Regions from separate parts of the Homo sapiens genome. Here region 1 is linked to region 2. A link is a loop called in an ENCODE intact Hi-C map of the cell type or tissue named here. Cell type or tissue: chondrocyte. All regions are shown on one strand. Links, peaks and the distances in the headings refer to the core of each region. The heading gives the core; the rest is flanking DNA.

What was found. Hi-C counts contacts between places; a loop is a spot of excess contacts. Peaks named below come from ENCODE experiments on the same cell type or tissue, not always from the same donor. Only the 100,000 strongest peaks of a DNase experiment are listed, where the experiment ranks them.
Region 1: it touches region 2 in a loop (4-fold over the local background); 15 of 110 quality-filtered maps call a loop at or near these places.

The regions. Positions count from the first base shown.
Region 1 is chr2:223,961,944-223,977,827 of GRCh38, reverse strand. MRPL44 (mitochondrial ribosomal protein L44) reads right to left here. Exons shown (of 4, transcript NM_022915.5): 3 at 13,894-14,072; 4 at 10,114-10,965. The coding sequence ends at 10,794. SERPINE2 (serpin family E member 2) reads left to right here. Exons shown (of 9, transcript NM_001136528.2): 8 at 201-284; 9 at 1,924-2,783. The coding sequence ends at 1,961. Among named protein-coding and RNA genes, the nearest start is that of MRPL44, 12 kb to the right of the region's middle. In chondrocyte, for the core only: a CTCF peak has its summit at 7,357 (motif pointing left); no DNase peak of the experiment used is centred there.
Region 2 is chr2:224,774,109-224,782,108 of GRCh38, reverse strand. It overlaps DOCK10 (dedicator of cytokinesis 10), which reads left to right. Exons shown (of 56, transcript NM_014689.3): 51 at 3,825-3,971; 52 at 6,994-7,204. Among named protein-coding and RNA genes, the nearest start is that of CCDC195, 62 kb to the right of the region's middle. RefSeq lists an enhancer at 3,397-3,496. In chondrocyte, for the core only: a CTCF peak has its summit at 3,511 (motif pointing right); a DNase peak (open chromatin) is centred at 7,173.

The DNA of each region.
Region 1 (15,884 bases), core at 4,049-12,048, 810 kb after region 2:
ATGTAAAGGGCCTGGCCCAAGGTAGGCTTAGTAAATGGTGACCATTGAGCCTGTTGTAACATGGCCAGCCTATGGAACAAGCATGAAGTGTGTCTTCAGACACCAGCCTCTGAGGGTCCATGAAGCTAGCTAACTTGCTGGCCTTATGCTTACATGGTCTCATGTAATGTGCACAACACATTTTCCTTTTCTTCCCGTAGCTGCAATTCTCATTGCAAGATCATCGCCTCCCTGGTTTATAGTAGACAGACCTTTTCTGTTTTTCATCCGACATAATCCTACAGGTAAGTGACTCTCCTCTTCCATCATGCCCTCTCTGTTAGAATTTCAAAAGGTATATTGCACTCTTCATTATATCCAACAGTGGTGCCCATAGTCCATTTCCCTAATGTCAATAGTTGCAGACACTTTGAATAATATAACCACCCATGTTAAAGAGATAGGAAAATAAAGGCTGTGTTTACAGATGTGATGGAATCTTTTACACACTGACAGGATTTTAGGTTTTGCGGATTGTTGTTTTTAACAGAGAGGCTCAGCATCCCTTTGGAACACTTTTGACATCTATTGACTTTTCCATATTTATATAAATGTGGTGGTTCAATTTTGCTAGAAGCTATATAACTTCAACTTTTGTGTATTAGTCTGTTCTCACCCTGCTATGAAGAAATACCCTAGAGTGGGTAATTTACAAGGAAAAAGAGGTTTAATTGACTCACAGTTTCACATGGCTAGGGAAGCCTCAGGAACCTCACAATTACGGTGGAAGGCATCACTTCACAGGGCAGCAGGGGAGAGAATGAGAGCCGAGTGAAGTGGGAAACCCCTTATAAAACCATCAGATCTCATGAGAACTCACTCACTATCACAAGAACAGTATGGGGGAAACTGCTCCTATGATTCAGTTTTCTCCACCTGGTCCTGCCCTTGATATATGGGGATTATTAACAATTCGAGGCAAGATTTGAGTGGAGACACAGAGCCAAACCATACCACTTTGTAAGCCCACTCTATTGTTATACCTTGGGAATTGTTAATACAGTAGATTTTTGCTCTGTGAGTCATGGTTCAAACTTGGCTCTGGCCTTAAGCCTCATCTTTAAAATGAGGACAACAGTAGTGCTGACTGCTTATTACAATTATGAAGTATAAGTTCATCTTTGTAGAGAGGTTGGCTTCTTGTTGGTACAAGAGTAGGCACTAATATATTTTAGCTTTTACTATTTTATTTAATCAGTAATATGAGATAGTTCCTTATTCTCTTATCTCATTGCATCTGTGATGTTCTAATTGGCATGCCCCAGAACTGAGCCAGCCAATGAGGAGCTTCTGGCCACATGTGGCTATTTAACATTAACTTTAAAAATTCAATTTCTGGTTGGGTGCGGTGGCTTATGCCTGTAATCCCAGCACTTTGGGAGGCCAAGGCGGGTGGATCACCTGAGGTCAGGAGTTCGAGACCAGCCTGGCCAACATGGCAAAACCCCATCTCTGTTAGAAATACAAAAAATTGGCTGGCAGTGGTGGTGGGTGCCTGTAATCCCAGCTACTTGGGAGGCTGAGGCAGGAGAATTGCTTGAACCCAGGAGGCGGAAATTGCAGTGAGCCGAGATGGCGCCATTGTACTCCAGCCTGGGTGACAGTGCAAGACTCTGTCTCAAGAAATAAAAAATAAAATTAAAATTCAACTTCTAAGTCACACTAGCCACATTTTAAGCACTCTCTGGCCACATGTGACTAGTGGCTACCATGCTAGACAACAAAGATATAGACCATCTCTACCACTGCAGAAAGTTATACTGGACACTACTGAGCAAGAGGTCAAACATGATTGTTTCCCTTCCCTTAAATAGAATACCTTCCATCTTATTTTAAGGATTATTAATTTACAGAGTCATGCATTGTTTTCTTTTAATTCTGTAGGTGCTGTGTTATTCATGGGGCAGATAAACAAACCCTGAAGAGTATACAAAAGAAACCATGCAAAGCAACGACTACTTTGCTACGAAGAAAGACTCCTTTCCTGCATCTTTCATAGTTCTGTTAAATATTTTTGTACATCGCTTCTTTTTCAAAACTAGTTCTTAGGAACAGACTCGATGCAAGTGTTTCTGTTCTGGGAGGTATTGGAGGGAAAAAACAAGCAGGATGGCTGGAACACTGTACTGAGGAATGAATAGAAAGGCTTCCAGATGTCTAAAAGATTCTTTAAACTACTGAACTGTTACCTAGGTTAACAACCCTGTTGAGTATTTGCTGTTTGTCCAGTTCAGGAATTTTTGTTTTGTTTTGTCTATATGTGCGGCTTTTCAGAAGAAATTTAATCAGTGTGACAGAAAAAAAAATGTTTTATGGTAGCTTTTACTTTTTATGAAAAAAAAATTATTTGCCTTTTAAATTCTTTTCCCCCATCCCCCTCCAAAGTCTTGATAGCAAGCGTTATTTTGGTGGTAGAAACGGTGAAATCTCTAGCCTCTTTGTGTTTTTGTTGTTGTTGTTGTTGTTGTTTTATATAATGCATGTATTCACTAAAATAAAATTTAAAAAACTCCTGTCTTGCTAGACAAGGTTGCTGTTGTGCAGTGTGCCTGTCACTACTGGTCTGTACTCCTTGGATTTGCATTTTTGTATTTTGTACAAAGTAAAAATAAACTGTTATGAGTAGTAAAAATAAAGCTATTTCTCTGCTATTTGAAAATACAATAGAAGAAACTGAGCCTTTTAGACATTCGTCAGCCTCTTCTAATAAACCTTTGTACTATGTAAACATCAGGAAATTCAAAGCTCGGAGACTTTTCCTATTCTTTTCCTCTAGACCTGACAATCAAACACTTCCCCGCTTCAACACATCTCATTTTCTAGATCACTTCAACAGAGTAACTATTACAGTAATCCTAGTTCTACTCTTAGCTACATTCACTCCAGCAATGGCTAAGAATTCTCAGCAAAGAAACGGATTTTGTAGCAAGTGCCGAATGAAGTTGCTGGGTACCATGTATTTTGGAACTCCTGGGGGAACAGGAACTGTTTCGTTTTTGGTGATGATAGGCAGGAGTGTTTTTGAAATGACAGGGTTTTTTTGTTTGTTTTTTGTTTTTTTTTTGTTTTTTTCAAGGTAACTTTCCAAGTTGAACTCAAACATCATAATTCTTTTTTTCCTTTTTCTTTTTACAGAGACATGCCTCGCCATCTTGCCTAGGCTAGTCTTGAACTCCTGACCTCAAGTGATCCACCTGCCTCAGCCCCACAAAGTGCTGGGATTACAGGCATGAGCCACTGGCATTCAGCTTACAAATATCATAATTCTGATTTTACCATTTGCCTGCTTTTTAAAAAACTAATTTCTTAAAGATTTATGCAGTCTAAGCTAAATCAGAATTTAAGTTTAAAACATTTATCAAAACTTAAAAACATTTTTTTATTTTTAGCCCTTGAGTTCTACTTGCCTTAAACTATACATTAAAACCTCACATTCGGCACTCCATCAGTTTGCCATTTGGAATTATTATTTGTCAAGTGGGCTGAGCCTTGCTGTTCCCAACTATGTATGTGTACTTTTTTTTTTTTTCTTTTTTGAGACAGAGTCTTGCTCTGTCACCCAGGCTGGAGTGCAGTGGCGTGATCTCGACTCACTGCAACCTCTGCTTCCTGGGTTCAAGCAATTCTTCTGCCTCAGCCTCCCCAGTAGCTGGGAGTACAGGCACGCACCACTGCGCCTGGCTAATTTTTGTATTTTTAATAGAGACAGGGTTTCACCATGTTGGCCAGATTGGTCTCGAACTCCTGACCTCAGGTGATCCCCCTGCCTCGGCCTCCCAAAGTGCTGGGATGACAGGCTTGAGCTACCGCGCCCGGACTACATTTTGATATCTTTAAGTCAATGATCTGTAGGCCTTGTCTTACTTCAAAATGATCAAATTTATGGAACCTCCTTTCCCTGAGGGAAATTGAAATAAATTTAGACTTAGAGACTGCCACAAAAATTACAGGCCTGTGATAGATCATTTTTGCTGTGTAGACATGTTTTTTTTTTCCTAAAACTTTTTTTGAGAAATTTAAAATTCCATTTCCATTTTGACACCTAATAATTTTTTTTTTTTTTTTTTAGAGATAGGGTCTCAGTATGTTGCCTAGGTTGCCCAGGCTGGTCTCAAACCCTTGGACCTCCCAAAATATAGGGATTATAGGAGTGAGCCACTGCACCAGGCCTCTAATCATAATGTTATCTGCAAACATTAACAATGTATTTGGTGTGATGCAGAATGGTGATTTCTCATTTTGCAAATTTCTCATTTAAGTCATACCATCACTCCAAGGTCTCTCAGTTGCCCAGGCTGTAATGCAGTGGTATGATCATGGCTCACTGCAGCCTTGAACTCCTGGGCTCAAGCAGCCCTTCTGCCTCAGCCTCCCGAATAGCTAGGACTTATAGGCACGTACCACCACACCTGGCTAATTTTTTTTAAAAAATTTTTTTGTAGAGATGGGGGTCTTTGCTGTGTTACCCAGGCTACTCTCAAATTCCTGGCCTCAGGCAGTCCTCCAGCCCCAGTATATGGACATGTTTGAGCAAATAATGTATCTTATAGATTAGATGTCACACTGAGTTTGAACAAGAGAGAGGCTGCAGTTTTCCTAAAGTAACAAAATGATAGACGTTTGTTAAAACTGAGACAAACCATCAGTGTAGTCACTCTTTTGACAGGTCATGAGATGGGTACTTCCGATTCTGCCTTGGTCACTGTGGAGGAAGAGAGTAGGTACCGACCCAAATACACTGAAAGCTCTGACTTAGCTGGCCTTTCACTCTGTCCTAAAAAGGAGAGGTGACAGGAAATTTTGAAGCAAAAGAAAATCCCAATCACAACAGAAGTTTACAAAGAGGCCCAAGGGAGTGGCCTTTGTACCGGGAGTGCTGTTTTCTGAAAATGAAAAACTGAATAATACATGAGATTCACATGCAGGGCGGGTACGAAAGAGCAGGGATGCAGGCGTTTCCCCTGGGCCAGCAGAGTAGCAATTGCCCACTTCCTAAGAGTGATCAGTGGTGACAGCTGGGAGAGAGGTGAGAGCTCGGTAAGCTGGGAAGTGACTTCTATGTCCTTGACCTCCTGTGAATGTTGAAAGACACTGTGTCATTTGCCTACTGAGAGTCGGCTTTGGGAGGCCCAAGAGTGGAAGACACTACTGGCTTTAAAGCTCCATTTCTCTGGGGATTCCCAAACTGTGCCTTCGACCATCTCTTAAATCTTGAAGAAAAAGAGAGATGTGATTTAAATGAGAAATTTGCAAAATGAGAAATAGCTGTTCTTCATCACACCAAATGCATTGTTAGTGTTTTCAGATAAAATTATTATTAGGTAGCAAAATGGAAGTGAAATTTTTGATTTCTTGGTGCCATACCTCCTTCATCTAAGTTTATGATCCCACCTTGACCCTCTCTTGAATCTTGAAGATAAAAATAGAGATGGTGTGATTTAAATGAGAAATTTGCAAGATAAGAAATCACCGTTCTTCACACCAAGTACATTGTTAATGTTTGCAGATAACATTATTATTAGGGGCCTGGTGCAGTGGCTCACTCCTATAATCCCAATACTTTGGGAGGCCCAAGGGTTTGAGACCAGCCTGGGCAACCTACTGAGACCCTATCTCTTAAAAAAAAAAAAAAATTATTAGGTGGCAAAATGAAAATGAAATTTTAAATTTCTTAGTGCTATACCCCCTTCATCTGAAGTTTATAATCTCTTGCCAAAGGTAAAGTGAAGAATGGCGGGCCTCCATGCCTATCCTTCCTAGACAAAAAACAATAAAAAAATCCCAGGACCAAGAATTGAGTCCTGGTGGCGGACTGCCAGGAGCCTCATGAACATCACTGTCAAGTCAGTTCATCTGATGACGCTCAGCTGATTTTTTTTTTTTTTTTTTACTAGATTTGTCTTATTAACTGTGTAAGTCTATTGCTAAACGTCTCCTGGCCCTTACTGATATGTCTTCATGTGAAGATGCTGACATCAATAGTTTATGTACAGGAAACATTGTCAGAAAGTCAAACTCTTCCCCTCTCGGAAATATCCTTCTCTGTCAATGACCTCTTTACTCATGTCTTCTGCAAAAAAGAGGATCAGAATAGAACAAACTGAGTTCATTTGAAATTTGAAAAATAAAATAGGGACAGGGTCTTGCTATGCATCACAGCTGGTCTCACTCCTGAGCTCAAGCAATCCTCTTACCTTGGCCTCCCAAAGTGCTGAGATTACAAGCATAAGTCTCCATGCCAGGCCTTCATTTGCAATTTTAATACACAACAGCTCAGGTGAAAAGATACTCCTTGAACTCCTCTGAATAATCAAATAATGTCGTTCTTCCTCAATTGAAGAAGGAATAAGTTAATGTTTTCAACTTTCCCAATTGTTTTTCTCCCAGAAAGTTTTCTTAAACCATTAGTCTTCTGTATTAGTAAACACTAATAGGCAGGCAGATAAATGAACAACAAATAGTCATGGAAAGCACAAAGACCACCAATGCCAAAACAGCTTTCTTTTTTCAGGAGCATGTGTGATTGTGATTTTTGATTGTATAAGTTCCAGGAAAAATTGTTATTAGTTTGCATGATGGGATTAGATCTAGCAATCATTCTTGGTATTATACAGAGAGAACCATGGCTTTCAAGTAAGTGCTCTGATACTCAACCAAAGTTAAGAGACTCTAGGTCCCAGAGGACAATAGTTGAGGGACTTTGCAAACTAAGGCTGGGGGAAATGGAACAGGGATGAACTGAGGGGAAGAAAAACAAAGTGGGCTTAGGATGAAGAACGTGGGCAGCATGCTGGCAGCTGAGCATCCTCAGTGCATACCCCTCTGCTGAGGGCTGCTGTGAGCTGGCCACCCTGATGGGAAGACTGTCTACGTCTGGCTTCAGGAACTGTCCCGATGGACACAGGATTCCCTTGCCTCCGCAGTGCATCTTCTCCTATCAACAAAAGGAAGTAGGAAGAAAGAAACACCAAGAAGAGGCCTGCAAAAAGGTCTTCTAAAAGTTTTATCTATGGCAGCCCTGCACTCTTCCTTCTTTCCGGTGAATAGAAAAGAGCTCAAAAATCCATACCTTCACATCTCAGGTGAATTGTTCATACATCAAATTCTTGTAACATCCAAAGGCGAGGGAAGAACAAGGTGAGCTGGCTCCTGAAGAAGTATTCATGGAATATTAGAGCCGAAAGGGGCCTTGAAAAGTCATATTTCATGGTAATCCTGTGCCATATAGACATAATCTTTCCTGTATCGGTAGAAAATAGGTTCCCCATAATGGCCAATTCACATACTAAATTGTGCAATAGGATTACAGCACCATCTTGTGGCCAAAATCAGTACAGCTCTGAACACAAAAAGCTCCAATTTGTTCCATTCTTACTTGGAGTTTAGTGTTAGTTTCCAGTTTACTTTCTTGTGACCACATACAACACTTTGAGAAAAATATTCCTCATTATACATATGCATATAATAAAGAGTATGAATTTAAAAGAATAGGGGTTATGTAATTAAGTCTGTAGACATTAATGTTACATTTTTGGCTAGAGGATTTTTTTGGTACAATTATACTTTGGGCACAGGGAACTGGAGAGTGGGAAAAGGTGGAAAAAGTCAGAATTTCAAAGTAAATGACTAATGTCTTCCTCTGGTGTGAACCTAAATTCAAATGTCAGTGCTTCCAGTCTTATGACTGTCTTCTCAACATGGACGAGGCATTAGTCAAAGAGCTAGTCCTTCACATGGTCACTGAATGCTCTTGGTCACATGCACCATTTGATGACATTCTTGTACCCACATGTTCCTTCTACCCACATATCATACTTATGCAGTTAGGCTCATAGGACAAATAGCTACTCAGAGACTGGTTCCAAATTTCAAGCTATATTTGATATGCAATTGAAAATGTATGTCAATTTTTCTAAATTTTCTACATTTCTACCCTATTTTAGAGGGTGCTTTTAAAAAGTACAACAATTTAAGTTCAAAGAAGGCTTTACTTAGAAATATGTTGAAATTACATTCTACATAAGGCATATGGATCTCTACTTGCAAAGTAGTTTTATGAACTAGAGCCAGACTTGTCCCACATGTAAATTTGGAAGCATTCAAAGTTTAAAAGTTTGAAAACCTAAAAGGATAGTTCCCCTCTAAGCTTGCAGGGTAAGGTCCTGCAAACTCCCCTGAGCAGGAGAAATTTGGGAACGCACAATCAGCACTATTTAGCGGGGGGGGGGGGGGGGCGGGGAGGGGGAAGAAAAGGATTACTGGGTTTGCAAATGAATTCCCTAGACTTTCTTAATGTTTACCTTAAAAAAAATTAGAATCATACCACAGCTAGATTCTGCCATCTCACAGATGCTGGATAAGTGGTCAGAAGACATGTCTTTTGCTTTCCAGAAAAGTTTGTCATATAATCTCTTTTCTCCTACAGTGCCAATGAGATGCTTATCAAATCATGTTTACTTGTGAGTAACACATATAAATGGCATTTTACCACTGGTTTTGGTCCTCTATCCTTGTGTTCCATTACTAGGAGTTGAAGTTAACTCTGAAAAAAAGGTAAAATATAGTTGACCCTTGAACAATGCAGGGATTAGGGATGTTGACCCCTCATGTAGCAGTAAATCTGTATATTAACTTTAAACTTCCCAAAAACTTAACTCCTAATAACCTATGGCTGACTGGAAGCCTTACTGATGATATATTAATAAATAATCAATTAACACATATTTTATTATATAGATTATAAACCTTATTCTTACAACAAAGCTAAAAATATTAAAGAAATCAAAGAAAATATATTTACTATTCATTAAGTGGACACGGATGATCAAAAAGGTCTTCATCCTTGTCTTCACGCTGAGTAGGCTAAAGAGGAGGAGGAAAAGGGGGATGGTCTTGCTGTCTCACGTTGGCAGAAGCAGAAGAAAATCTGCATATATATACTGATCTGCACAATTCGAACCCACGTTGTTCGAGGGTCAACTTTAACTCACTTTTAACCTGCCAATTCAGTCAACTAGTTAATTTTTCAAATTTTCCCCTCCAAAAAGTCTCTGCTTTACCTTTGGGAGCTATAAACCCTGTAAGATAACTCAAGTTCCACTTTCCTAGCCAGGCTCAGGAAAGGCATTTCAAAGTTCCTTCATCTTTCTTTATAAAAAAATGTCAGGCCGGGCACAGTGGCTCACGCCTGTAATCCCAGCACTTTGGGAGGCCGAGGTGGATGGATCACGAGGTCAGGAGATTGAGACCGCCCTGGCCAACATGGTGAAACCCCGTCTCTACTAAAATACAAAAAAAATTAGCTGGGTGTGGTAGCACGCACCTATAGTCCCAGCTACTCGGAAGGCTGAGGCAGGAGAATCGCTTGAACTCAGGAGGCGAAAGTTGCAGTGAGCTGAGATCGCGCCACTGCACTCCAGCTTGGGCAACAGAGCGAGACTCTGTCTAATAAATAAATAAATTCATGGCAAATGTACTGTTGGTTTTAACATTTTACCTCTTTTCTATTCTCAACTCGTAGGTCCTGCTATTCTTGTTAACCCCTGGGAGTGACTAATGGAAGACTCAAACTAAAAATTACTGTTGCCAAAGTTTTTAACAAATGATAAATCAAAAGGAATTTGCAGTTAGGGGATTATTGAACTGACCACAAAGGATTAGAAAACCAAAACCTCTCTACTGAATTAAATGTGTTCCAATACTTACAACACTGCTTGGTACATACTATTATTATGACTAGAATACTAAATTGAACTAATACTGGCTTTATTTTCCCTTCACCATTAACATTTTAAGCTGTTTTTGAGTTTCAACTTCTTAGAAAAGGCAATTTCTGAAAAGCATAAATTTGCCTTTTCCTGCTATTTATAATAGAAATTGAATAAGAAACATACTAGAAGTATACATAATTTTAAACTTAGAATTTAGGGATCATGTAAATAGCTGCCTACTTATAATCTGTACTATGCATTTCCCAAAGAGTTTTAACATTACTATTTTAGTTAAAATTGTATTACAGAAGCGAAGTTCATCAACCTCCTGCCATTACTGGGTATATCAAATTAAAATGCAATGTTAACATGTGGAGAAAAAAAACTTTATTGGTATTACAGCAAAAAATTCACATAAGATACATAAATTATGATACCTCAAAGCTAGACGCAAATAAAATACACCTAATTATACAAATTCTATACAATTAAATCAAGAACATTAGGAAAATTTTTTTGCAAAAATGTCAAAAAAAGATTTGATCTGGTCGGGTATAGTGGCTCACACCTGTAATCCCAGCACTTTGGGAGGCCAAGGCGGGTGGATCACCTGAGGTCAGGAGTTCAAGACTAGCCTAGCCAACTTGGTGAAACCCCATGTCTACCAAAAATACAAAAATTAGCCAGGTATGGTGGTGTGTGCCTGTAATCCCAGCTACTAGGGAGGCTGAGCCACGAGAATCGCTTGAACCTGTGAGGTGGAGGTTGCAGTGAGCCGAGATCGCACCACTGCAGTCCAGCCTGGGCGACAGAGTAAGACTCCATCTCAAGAGAAAAAAAAAAAGATTTGATCAAACCAAGATTTCAGAAAAACAAAACCAAAAACACTGTGACTTGGTTAACACTTATTTAATTTTGGGAACACAGTAAAAAACAGAAACAAAACATCTATTTCTTCACAATTGTGAAAATGTCTGGCTTGAAACACCTTTGACATTTATCTCACTTTCGCTCTCAAGTTTCAGGCTGCTGCATCCATGGCGGCTAGCTGGCAGTGATGCTCTTTTCTGCTCTCAAGGTTTCTTTGGGCTTGGAATAGTTCCACGGCCGTCTATTTTCTGTGAATCCATAAAGTTTTCTAAGGGCCACTCGAGCAGCCTCTTCTTCTGCAACCAATACTGTTTCCCCAGGTCCTTCTGCAATCAACTTTTTATCACTAGAAAGAGAACAAACAGTAGTCTTAAATTACATGGAATATTGTAAGACAGTACACAAAGCAGTTATAAAGCAATTATGCCTTCTACATCTATTTCAATAATACCCATTAGAAGTAACACAATAGCTCTGATAGATCATCTTTTGGATTTTAACTAGATTTGTTGCAAGTTCATTACATATGGTAATTAGACAAAGATACACTTACGTTTCCTTAGAAATATATACAACTCTGTCAAGTCAAAAAAGCAAGTCGTATCTAGGTTTTCAATTGTTGATGAGAGAATTGGAAGAATATGTAAATAAATATCTCCCTACAAAAACCTGAAACTAGTAAAAATATTATCAGGAATTATGACTATTTTTATTTTTAATGTGTGATATAACTTGGGAAAAATAAATATCTCCTTACAAAAACCTGAAACTAGTAAAAATATTATCAGGAATTATGACTATTTTTATTTTTAATGTGTGATATAACTTGGGAAAAGATTCTGTTGAAAAAATTATGCCTTTTGAGTCTGTCATTTAAACTTTAACACAAATAAGAAACCAGAAACCAGCTCTATATTTCAAATTAAGAACTTTAGGCTGGGCATGATGGCTCACACTTTTTTTTTTTTTTTTTGAGACTGAGTCTCACTCTGTCGCCCAGGCTGTAGTGCAGTGGCACGATCTTGGCTCACTGCAGGCTCCGCCTCCTGGGTTCGCGCCATTCTCCTGCCTCAGCCTCCTGAGTAGCTGGGACTACAGGTGCCCGCCAACGCACCCGCCAACACGCCCAGCTAGTTTTTTGTATTTTTAGTAGAGACGGGGGTTTCACCGTAGCCAGGATGGTCTCGATCTGACCTCAAGATCCGCCCGCCTTGGCCTCCCAGTGGCTCACAGCTTTAACACCAACACTTTGGGAGACCAAAGCAGGAGGACTGCTTGAGCCCAGGAGTTAGGGATCAGACTAGGCAACATAGTGAGACCTCTGAAAAAAAAAGAAAAAAGAAAGAAGATAAATAGTAATTAAATAAAAAGGAAAAAAAAAGAGCTTCAAAACAGGCTCAGATTTTTAAATCATTTTATATATTTCTAATCCACTCTAATTTATTCCCAAGTGAGGTAACACTCAATGTTGGCTATGAGTATTCTATCGATAAATCTAATGTAGGTATTCCTCTGCTTTACTGGTATTTCTATATCATAACCATTTATCTTCTTTAAAAATGTAAAATGTTCCTTCAAGGGAGCAAAGAATGTAGAATGTGCACATCAAATAACTATAATCCTATTTGTTTTGCTACTTCTGAAATATATTTAACTACTTCCTGGAAATTTTCTGACCTAAAATTTCATCTGTGCAATTCAAAGAAGCATCTCCTGAAAGTTTAATGCATAGCAACTGCATTTACTAAATCAGATTCAATCGGCAACTGCATTTACTAAGTCAGATTCAATATAAGCTGATTTGAAAGTGAAGACCGAAACCAAATTAAAGAAAAACTAGTGAAGCTACACAAATAAAACAACAACAATATGAAATAAATTTGCTAAAAAACATCTGTTATGACAATAATTGGAAATGAAACAAAGGTTCTATTAAGTTAAACTTTATAATAATAAACACATACAAATTTGCACAAAGTTTGAGAATCAGAAAAAGTCATCTTGAAGTGAATAACAAGCACAGAATTTTGTTTTTAGTCTAATGTTGCTGGTTTTATCACTGATCACGTTTTAAAAAGTCATTATGTAAAATCTACAAAAACACTACTATCCAATAGTAATCACTGTAGTGATATGGCAAATTACTTCTTACATTTTTTTTTTTAGATAAAAGATCATTCTCCAAAATGTCCCAATCTCATTAAAAATTCTTTTAAAATGTCGCCTGTAATAGCTGTACTATATTCCATCATGTATACGTATCATTTCCCTCTTGTGGAATATCAAATTTATTTCTAATTGTTTTTTAGTTCAACAACTATTTACTGACCACCATGTCCCAGCAACTGTTCAAAGTATGGAGCATAAAGAGGTAAACAACAAACGTCTTTGTTCACAAAATTTGCCTGTAAATCTAAGGCAAACAACCCAAAGTTGAAATACCAAAATCAAAGAACATAAAAAATTTTAAGATGCTTGGCATTTTGTCAAAATTATTCACAGAAATATGGTACATTTTTTTCCTACCAGCAGTATATAAACTGATGATAAAAGATATGTTTAAAAGGTTTGCCAATCAGGTAAGTAACAAAGAGTATCTCACTGTTTTTGCATTTCAATAGATAAAACTTTATACAACACTATCCATTTTCCCCATGTGGTAACTTCTATTTCTTTTATACTTATAAAGTCTTTCGTGATACAAGGATTAGAAAAATATTTACCTAAATTTTAATCTAGCTATCTTAAATATTCAATATTTACATTTAACACTTTAATCTTAACATCTGAGATTAATTTGGGGCAAGTCAACTTTTTACTAACAAAACTAAAAAGCTCTCAACATGGGTTGATTTACACATTTTGATGGATAACTAAGGCCCTTCCTTTTCCAGTTCTAGGCTCAGTTGAAGCTACTGACAAGAATGGATTAAGGTTGAATCTCTAACACGAACAAGTCAACATTTGTACTTCTACACAGAAAAATTTAAGATAACACACTGAAAGTCTATAGCAAATAGTTGGCTGACAAAAGCTATTAGCAAAACTCAGATTCTTCCTAAGCATAACTAGCGGGAAGGGAAGTAGTAAATAATAACCATGGGGAAGAGATTTTTAAAAAATCTTTTCATGCAATTAGAAGTTACGTTAAGGAATCTGAAGAGGTTATGTTAACATTCCTTATGGAATGTGAAGAGTGTTTTTAAGGCTTTGTGAGGAGTCTGTTTTTAGGATTTCCTCAAAGTTATAAAGTTAAGATTAAAATTTCACTAACCAGTATAAGCCAACAAAATACAAAGGCAAAGCTGTGGTGCCACCAGACTGCCTAGTAAGTCTTGATTCAGGAGCTGAAACATTCCTTTTCTTCAGTTCTTCTACCAATAGCCCCATGGGATTTATTATCTTCCACATCTCAAAGAGCTCTTTTCCAGTCATTTGAGTAATTAAGAAGTCCTGCATATAAAAATATAATTTATACATTTTAATTAGTAGAAAGAACATTAGGACAATTCAAAATACATTTTTTACACTTTTTAAATTAGAGAAGCCACAGAGTACATTTTTAACAGAAATTTAAAACTTAATGGGAAACGAAAGACAAAAATGTACTATTCTTTTTCATTCCCACAGTTTTTACACTAATTTTATTGCAAAAATCATAGTTGGATTAAAAAAATTTGCAAGCCCGAGAAACCTATTTCAAGCAGTATGATCTACCAAAATTCCACAGAAGGTAGAATCCTATAATTTTTTTTTTCTTTTTTGAGACAGGGCTTCACTCTATTGCCTAGGCTAGAGGTGCAGAGGCGTGATCACAAGTAGACTGAAACCTCGACCTCCTGGGCTCAAGCAATCCTCCTAGCTCAGCCTCTTCAGCAGCTGAGACTACAGGTGCACACCACCATACTCGGCTAGCTTTTAAATTTTTTATAGAGATGAGGTCTCCATAAGTTGCCCAGCCTAGTCTCGACTCCTGGCCTCAAAGGATCCTCCTGCCTTGGCTTCTCAAAGTATTGGAATTACAGGCATTAGTCACCGTACCCTGCCCTATCTTATAATTTAGAATTATATTCCTACTAGTAAGAAAAAAATTATTTAAAGAATTAACGAATAAAAAGTAGTAACTTCTCATAGAAACTCATGTAAAATGGCACTCAGGGCCTCTAAATAACAATACTTCCTCCATTAATAATGTTTTTAAAAACTCTGCCAGGTGAGGTGGCTCACACCTGTAATCCCGGCACTTTGGGAGGCCAAGGCAGGCAGATCACTTGAGGCCAGGAGTTCGAGAGTAGCCTGGCCAACATGGTGAAACCCTGTCACTACTAAAAATACAAAAATTAGCCAGGCGTGATGCTGCACGCCTGTAAACCCAGCTACAAGGGAGACTAAGGCACAAGAATTGCTTGAACCTGGGAGGTGGAGGTTGCAGTGAGCCAAGATCATGCTACCACTACACTCCAGCCTGGGCAACACGGCAAGACTCTGTCTCAAAAAATAATAAAAAATAATTTAAAAAAATCTTTTAATAATTTCACATAAACTTTTAAAACTGTAGCATACTAGTAATTATTTATATGACGAAGATAACTGAGAAATTATGAACATTCAAAGCAGAATTGATTTTGCCAGTAAAAAGTATTATGTTGTATAGAAACTATGGAAGCAAACATTAATTTCCACAGCAATTTACATATTCCAATTAACTTGTATTAACAAACATTAGTAATATGATAACAGGATGGATGGATGGATGGATGGATGGATGGAGGCAGAGGGAAGAAATTTAAAAAGATCACTTAGTTCATGAAATGAAGTCAATTCATTACAACACTCCTCCAAGCACCAGAACACTTTCAGCTTCATTAATAAAAAATATTAGGCCAGGCGTGGTGGCTGATACCTATAATCCCAGCACTTTGGGAGGCTGAGGTGGGAGGATCACTTGAAATCAGGAGTTCAAGACCAGCTTGAACACCATAATGAGACCACGGCTCTACAGAAAAAATTTAGCTGGGCATAGTGACACATGCCTGTGGTCCCAGCTACTAGGGAGGCTAATATAGGAGGATGGCTTGAGCACAGGAAGTCGAGGCTGCAGTGAGCTGTGATTGTGCCACTGCACTCCAGCATGGACAACAGAGATGCTGCCTCGAAAAAAAAACTTACATCCACTCTCAGTAGGGGATTTTGAAATGTTTTAATGTACAGAGGTAGATATGCCTTATGGGATACGTATATACACATATATAAAAATCACTGAAC
Region 2 (8,000 bases), core at 1-8,000:
TGAGTTCAGATTTATATGCTAAGAGAAGCTACATGAATGCAGAGAAATTCATTCATGTAGCTTCTCTTCTCTTAGCATTTAGCCTAGTATTGACATTTTCTGGCCTGTCTTTTGTATACTAGATTCCTCCTCAAATACATTCTTCTCTTTGTGAACTTTGAATGAGTCTAATAAAATACCAGGGGCCCTAATATTTGACAACACAGTGATGATCCAGGGACATTGCAAGATTCTGAAGTACCTGCAAAAGCATCTGAGGAGGAGTCAATGCTTTTAGTTGTCAGTTTATTGAAGTACATTTTTACCATAATGTATTGCCTTAAAGTTTCATAATCCATGCAGTCCTTGTTTAACTAGTGTGTGTTCTTTCTTGACCAGAGCAGAAGAAGGTGTTTACTGCATTGCAAAATGACATTTTAAAAATCAAACTAGCAAGGGAAGTGCAGAGATCACATTTCCCATTGCCTTGAAATGCAGTCAGCTTATAACCTTGGGGCTAAAGCAAAAGAGAAACTGACCCTGGTTTTCATAACTCTGTGTCCCTGTTTGTAAATCATTTATATCATAGACAGAGCTGAAATTGAAGCCTTCCTTCAGATAGTGTCTGTAGCTCAGTGGGCTTTGCTTTGATAGTTTCCCTGGGTATAAGGTAAGCATGCATTCCAAACATTTTCAGAGCTGCCATTTGTCTGGCTTCAAAACTCTTTACAGAAACCCCAGTGGACAGCAGAGTAAATGGTTTATTCTGCTCCTCCATCTCCTTCTTATTCATTTTACAAAACAGGTTTACATTTCCAAGCTCTTTAGAAAAAGGTTCCAATCACCAATTGATCACTTGCCAAAATATTGTAATGAGCTTCAACAGACCTTTTATAATAAGAAAAACTCAGTTGCCCAGGCAAGAGAAGCTGAAAGTATGTATTTTCGAGCACTGAAAACTGAGTTAAGCTGCATAAAAGCCAGAACTCAAATTGCTTTATAGATACAGAGATTTTTCATCATTGTTGTCATCACCACCAGCGTCATGATCATTACCATCCTCAACATAGCTAGCACTCACCAAAGGCCATCTGTTTACCAAGCGCGGTCCTTACAGCCTCCCAGTAAGTAGGTTGCTGAGTCTGAATTTTCCCATCCCACAGCCCAAGGAGGAGGGATGAAAGAAAGTCACAGGTTATGAGCAAGGCCGCAATACATTTTTTTTTTTTTTAGACAGAGTCTCACTGTGTCACCCAGGCTGGAGTGCAGTGGCTCGAACTTGGCTCACTGCAACCTCCGCCTCCTGGATTCAAGCGATTCTCCTGCCTCAGCCTCCTGAGTAGCTGGGACTACAGGCGTGTGTCACCATGCCCAGCTAATTTTTGTATTTTTAGAGAGACGGGGTTTCACTGTGTTGGCCAGGATGGTCTCGATCTCTTGTACTTTGTGATCCGCCCACCTCGGACTCCCAAAGTGCTGGGATTGCAGGCGTGAACCACCGCACCCAGCCGATGATGACAATTTTTACCTGCCTCCCACCACTCATTTTCTGCTCACTCTAGATTCGGAAATTTGTCAGGGGAAAAATTTTACAGTGAAAATGTGTCTTTGTACTAGTTTTCACACTATGGTGAAAAAGAAAAAATCTTTTCCTGAACCTTAGAGACATTTTTCTACTTGAAATTGAAGTTGCAAATGTTGCTTCAGCTTTAGCCCCATGAGGATTCGCCTGAAAGCTTCAGAAGCCTTATTTCTCTGATGTGTCAGTCTGTCAATTGTAGCCACTAACTCCTGACCTTGAATCAGACAAAACTCCACAAAGACAGCAACAGAAAAAAAACATAGCAGGCTGGAAGTCATGTGGGAGTGGAGTCAGACCTCACTACCCCTACAAAGTCTACAGGAATGACAGGAGCTGCTTTACATGCTTTCAACATCATATGACACTTTGTAGCAGTTTGGGGTCAAGGCATTTATAATTACTTGCATTTTGTCTTGAACATTTCTCGAAGAAATTGTTCAATAAAAACATCTTTATTTAAAGCCGTGGACTATTTTCCAGTTATGCCTGGTACACATACGCCTTTTTAAGATGTGTGCCCTTTAAGAACTCTTTCATTCATCTGCTTGTTCAACAAATAGAGTGACCTCCTCCTAAAGACCAGGCATTGTGCTAAACACTGGGCATGCAATGTTGAAGACACATTTCCCACCTTTAGAAAGCCCAAAGTCAATTAGGGAGATGTGCAAGGAAGCAGGTGATTACCTGATTGCCAAGAATTCTGCTATGGAGTAGACCTTGTTCATTGGCTTCTGCAAAGGTACAGCCACAGCCCACTTAGAATAAAAATTACCCTGTTAAAGATGATCCTATTTACATGTATGAAAGTGCTTTTGAAGTATAAAGCATCATACAGATGTGAGTTTAATCAATATTCTTATATTGTCTCACCATGAAAAAATAATAGCACTGGAACACTTTGCCTATGCTTTTTTTAACAATTAATATTTTTAAATAGTCAAAACTGATTTTTTAATATGGGTAAGTTTCCTTTTGACATCCAGTGTCTTCACCCAGACCTCAAAAGGCATTTCCTTATGGGTCAACTCTACAATTAGAAGAAACCAGATATAGCCTGTAATCCCAGCACTTTAGGAGGCCGAGGTGGGTGGATCATCTGAGGTCAAGAGTTTGAGACCAGCCTGGCCAACATGGCGAAACTCCACCTTAATTAAAAACACAAAAATTAGCCGGGCGTGGTGGTACACATCTGCAGTCCCAGCTACTTGGGAGGCCAAAGTAGGAGAATCGCTTGAACCCAGGAGGCAGAGGTTGCAGTGAGCCAAGGTCACACCTCTGCACTCCAGCCTGGGCAACAGAGCAAGACTCTGCCAAAAAAAAAAAAAGAAACCAGATATCCTTGGGTTCTTAACTCCGAACTTAATCTAGTATTCTGAGGCCACATGTATTCCACAGGAAATATGCTTCTGTGTCTCTTCAAAGAGAAGGAATTATAAAGATTGCTTCACTTAGTTATCTGCAGCTAATAGAATCTTCCCTTCCCCCTGCTTCAAACCAGACAAATAAATTAATAGAGGCTAAAACCTACTTGCTCTTGTGGAATAAAAATGATGATATGATTGCTATTTTTAATCCTATAATGTCTTCCTTTTCAAGAATGTAAAAGATCTCTTAGTAAGGTGAATTGCATGATTAAGTTACATATAGGTAAGTTTCAGGAGGTCCCTGAAGTCATGTTGATGTAAAGTTATTTTTTAAATAGCAGTACTTGGGAGCATAACACATGTAATTTCTGTTACGACAACTACATAAAGTGTTGTGGTTTTTCATCTAAGATTATGTGGGATGCACGTCAGCCCATTTAAATAGCTTTACATGCCATACACCATTTCTTATGTTAGTTTCAAAGACTTACAGGAGATCTTATTAAAAATGATACTGACTGCTCTTTGAATGCTGCCAAAAATTGCTCCATATTTCGTGTTCTACCCCAAGCTGCCACAAGAGGGCATTCTTCCCCCAAAATATATGCAAGTAGGTAGTACCATTGAGTTCTACAAATAGAGAAAATAATATTTGTAAGATATTTCATGAGTTTCTTTGGCCTGGCTAGGAAATATTTACATTAATGTCTGATTATAAGATGATACTTTATTTTCTCACTGTGTTTTCTTCTCCGATTTTGAATTTTATAGGGTGTTAACCAATGGATTAGATGACAACCAAAAACTGTATATGTTTTTTAAGTAAATGGCTTTTTGTTTTGCTTTTGATTTATGATTAGCATTGTCTAATAAAATTGGTGGTTCATTATGTTCCATAGGGCTTTTTTGAAGAAGAAGAAGGTAAAGAGTATATTTATAAAGAGCCTAAGCTGACAGGTCTGTCCGAGATTTCCCAAAGATTACTCAAGCTCTATGCAGATAAATTTGGAGCAGACAATGTGAAGATAATCCAGGATTCCAACAAGGTAGAGGAAAATCAGTATTCATGCAAGTGCTAAGAATTGACTGAGTTTTTTATTCTTTAACTACATTAAGTTTTCATTTTCTGCCTGACGATGCAAAGTAAACTACAAAAACGATTTTAGATGTTTTGCTTGTTTGCCTGTTGGTTGGTAATTTGAGGGGAGGAGGGTCAAAAACATTATATGTGTTTATTTGGGTAACTTTTAAAAAGAGCTTAGTAAATTCTCTACGTCTCCATTGGTTATTTGCATTTGAATAGCAATCAAAGCCTGAAAGTAATTGGGCTCAGTGGTGGAATTGGAGAAAACAGCAAGTTGAAAATATTTATTCAGTTAAGGAAGTCTTCCCAGGCGTATTAGTCAGGGTTCTCTAGAGGAACAGGACTAACAGAATAGATGTATATATGAAAGGGAGTTTATTAAGGAGTATTGACTCACACGATCACAGGGTGGAGTCCCACAATAGGCTGTCTGCAAGCTGAGGAGCAAGGAAACCAGTTTTGTGTCCCAAAACATCAAAAGTAGGGAAGTTGACAGTGCAGCCTTCAATCTGTGACTGAAGGCCCAAGAGCCCCTGGCAGATCACTCGTGTAAGTCCAAGAGTCCAAAAGCTGAAGAACTTGGAGTCTGATGTTAGAAGGCAGGAGGCATCCAGCACAGGAGAAAGATGGAGGCCAGGGTCTTAGCCAGTCTAATCCTTCCACATTCCTCTGCCTACTTTTATCCTAGCTGTACTGGCAGCTGATTTGATGGTGCCAACCCAGATTGAGGGCAGGTCTGCCTCTCCCAGTTCACTGACTCAAATGTTAATCTCCTTTAGCGACACCCTCACGGACACACCCAGGAACAATACTTTGCATCCTTCAATCCAATCAGGTTGACATTTAATATTAACCATCACACTACGCCATACTTTACATTACATTACATTACATTAACCTTTGAACATTCAGTTACCTTCCTCTTGGCTCCAGAAAGCAAATACTTACCTCTTCTTTTAGATTACTCAGCATCTTCTTACACACTGTCGTTCAGTTAGCCAACCTCTATCAAATGCCTGCTGAATGCCAAGCCCAGAACTGAGAGATGAGGCGCACAGGGTCTTTTCCTTCTGGAGCTCACAGTTCACATGGGGCTAAGAAGAGAAGGACCTGTGCAAACAGCCAATTAAATAGATTACAATAAAGTGTCACCAGAGAGTCAAAGTCCAAGTTGTACAAGGAAAGCTCAGGGCAGGGACCTTCCTTAACAGCTCATTCTTAGTTGGGCAGCATTACATAGAAGGGATGATGTTTGAGTTAGTTTTCTGGAAGCAAAGGGCATGCTGAGAAGCCCAGCACATGCAATGATGGGGAGGAATGAAAGAGGGAGATATGTTTAGAGAATGGCAGGTCTTTGAAACACAGTTTGGATAGAAGAGTGTGGCAGAAGATGCAGCTGGAAAAGGTGGTTTGTGCCCAATGGCATACAGTTCTATTGGGCTACAGAAGAGTTCTTTTTTTTTTTTTCTGTCCTCTTTTACAAGCTCAAGTTTGGAGGCATCTGGGCATGAAATCCTTGAGTCTGGGCAGAAATTTCTGTGAATGTGTTCATCATTCTCCTTCTTAGCTATAGTCACCTTCCCCAGGAAGGCAGGCAGCTGGAACTACTTTATTAGTGGCTCTCCTAGGTAGAAAGTATACACAGAGTTCCTGGGGCAGCGTGGGGGGATGAGAAAATGCCAAATTTGGTATCAGAACAACTTAAGAATTCATTCCACCATCCCACCACTTATCAGCTGATGATCTTAGAGAAATTAGCTGGTCACTCGAAACCTCTATTTTTGATGTAAAATGGTTACAATTATACCCGCCTTACAGTGTAATTAGTAGTAGCATTACAAAATAAATTCAGGAGGTCCCTCAAATCTCTGGGACTGGATAGGCAGTGGATGGGTAGACAGATGGAGAAAATTGGAAGAAGTTTTAAAATTCTTTGAGGTTTCATTAGAAAAGCTGAGAACTCCAGCTCTTCCAACTCCAAGGGAGAGCAAGTGCAATTTCCTGGATTTTCTTAGTACCCCCAGCCTGTCTTCCTTGCTATTTGTCAAACTCACTCACCAAAGCAGTTTGTTTAAAAAAAAAAAAAAATGCATGGGATGACTTGTTACAGATAAGAGAAGGAACCTGACCTTAAAACTATAAAATTTTGCAATCATGTAATAGGCTTATCAGCTAATCTGCTAAATTAAACAAGGAATCTCCCTCCTCGGCACAAGCCCAAAGCCAGTGGCCTCAGTCTAGATACATGGGTAAAATCATAGAGGGACCAAAAGATATTTTTTAAAAGTTTTCATTTGAATTACTCTCAAGAAGCTTGCATTCTAGGGCTGGGTGCAGTGGCCCTTGGCTCTAATCCCAGCACTTTGGGAGGCCAAGAGGACAGATCTCTTGAGGCCAGGAGTTTGAGACCAGCCTGGCCAACAGAGCATAACCCTCTCTCTACTAAAACTACAAAAATTAGCTAGGTGTGGTGGCACATGCCTGTAATCTCAGCTACTAGAGAAGCTGAGGCAGGAAAATCACTTGAACCCAGGAGGGGGAGGTTGCAGTGAGCCGAGATCGTGCCACTGCACTCCAGCCTAGGAGACAGAGCAAGACCCTGTCTCAAAAAATAATAATAATAATATAAATAAAATGAAAAATAAAAGAAGTTTGCATTCCAGACAAAGGCGATTGAACATTCATTACAGAGAAGAGAGAAAATAAAAGACTAAATAACATGCCACAGCCAGGCACATCTGGAAGAGCCTCACCTACTTGGTATGCTGGCTCTAATTCCACCCCTACAGACCTGGCTGCTCAGCTGCAGTCCAGCCTTTACTCTCTCTGTGATCCTGCCCAGCTCTGAAATGATGTGACTGCCCATTTTTCTCCAAGGGGAGAGGCACAGCCTCCTCTGGATGCAAGCTGAGGGAATGGGAGCTTCCCGCTTTCAGAGCGCTCCAGGGCACACCACTCACTTTGCCCATAATCTGTTAACACAGGTAAACCCCAAGGATTTGGACCCCAAATATGCCTACATCCAGGTGACCTATGTGACGCCGTTCTTTGAGGAAAAGGAAATCGAAGACCGGAAGACAGATTTCGAAATGCACCACAACATCAACCGCTTTGTCTTCGAGACACCCTTCACGCTGTCGGGCAAGAAGCACGGTGGGGTGGCGGAGCAGTGCAAGCGGCGGACGATCCTGACAAGTAGGTGCAGGTAGCCGGGCCACACATGTGGCACCTGTTCCAGCACAGGCCCCTTTATAGGGCTGGATCAGTAGGAATCAAGAGTTATTTCAGTCCTGCAGAGAAGTACCCAACATGTGCTAACTGGGAAATGTTTGCCAAGAAGAGATTTCCATCTCTTTATTCTCCATTAACAGAAGTCAACCAGAGGAGAAATTGTCAAAAGAGTTGCTTTGCATACCTATTCCCTTAAGGTTGTAAGTGTGAAGGGTGATGGGGTCAGTGCCTTGGGAAAGGCACAAGGCACTCTGAACTTTCCTCTCTGAGTCTACCTTCAATTGTTTCAGGGTTAACAGCTCTTATCGTGTGCTTTGGGGAAAGATTCTAAACCACTCTGGGATTCATATTCTTCATCTGTAAAACGAATGCAGATGTCGGTCTCCAATATCCCTCGATGTGCTCTCTAGATCTATGCTGTGAGCTAGTCATCCTTTCATTTCCTCAACACACTTTTAGTGAGGCCCTGCTAGGGGCTGGGCACTGTTCTGGGTACTGGTAATGCAAATGAAACATGATTCTTGCCCTCAAGGTGCTCACAGTCTGGTAGGAGAAAGAGCCAAGTAAGGCAAGAATTTCAGATGAGCGGAGCAGGAGAAATGAAACAAGAGCACCCAGTGGGGGCTCCTAAGGCTGGCTGCAGGGGAGGTGAGCAAGGGCATTCTGGAGGAAATGATCAGTAACCCGCTTTGAGAGCTGGGCCATCCTGGAATAGGCTACAGCCTATCAGTAGCACTGATGTCTAAACTGTGACAAGCGT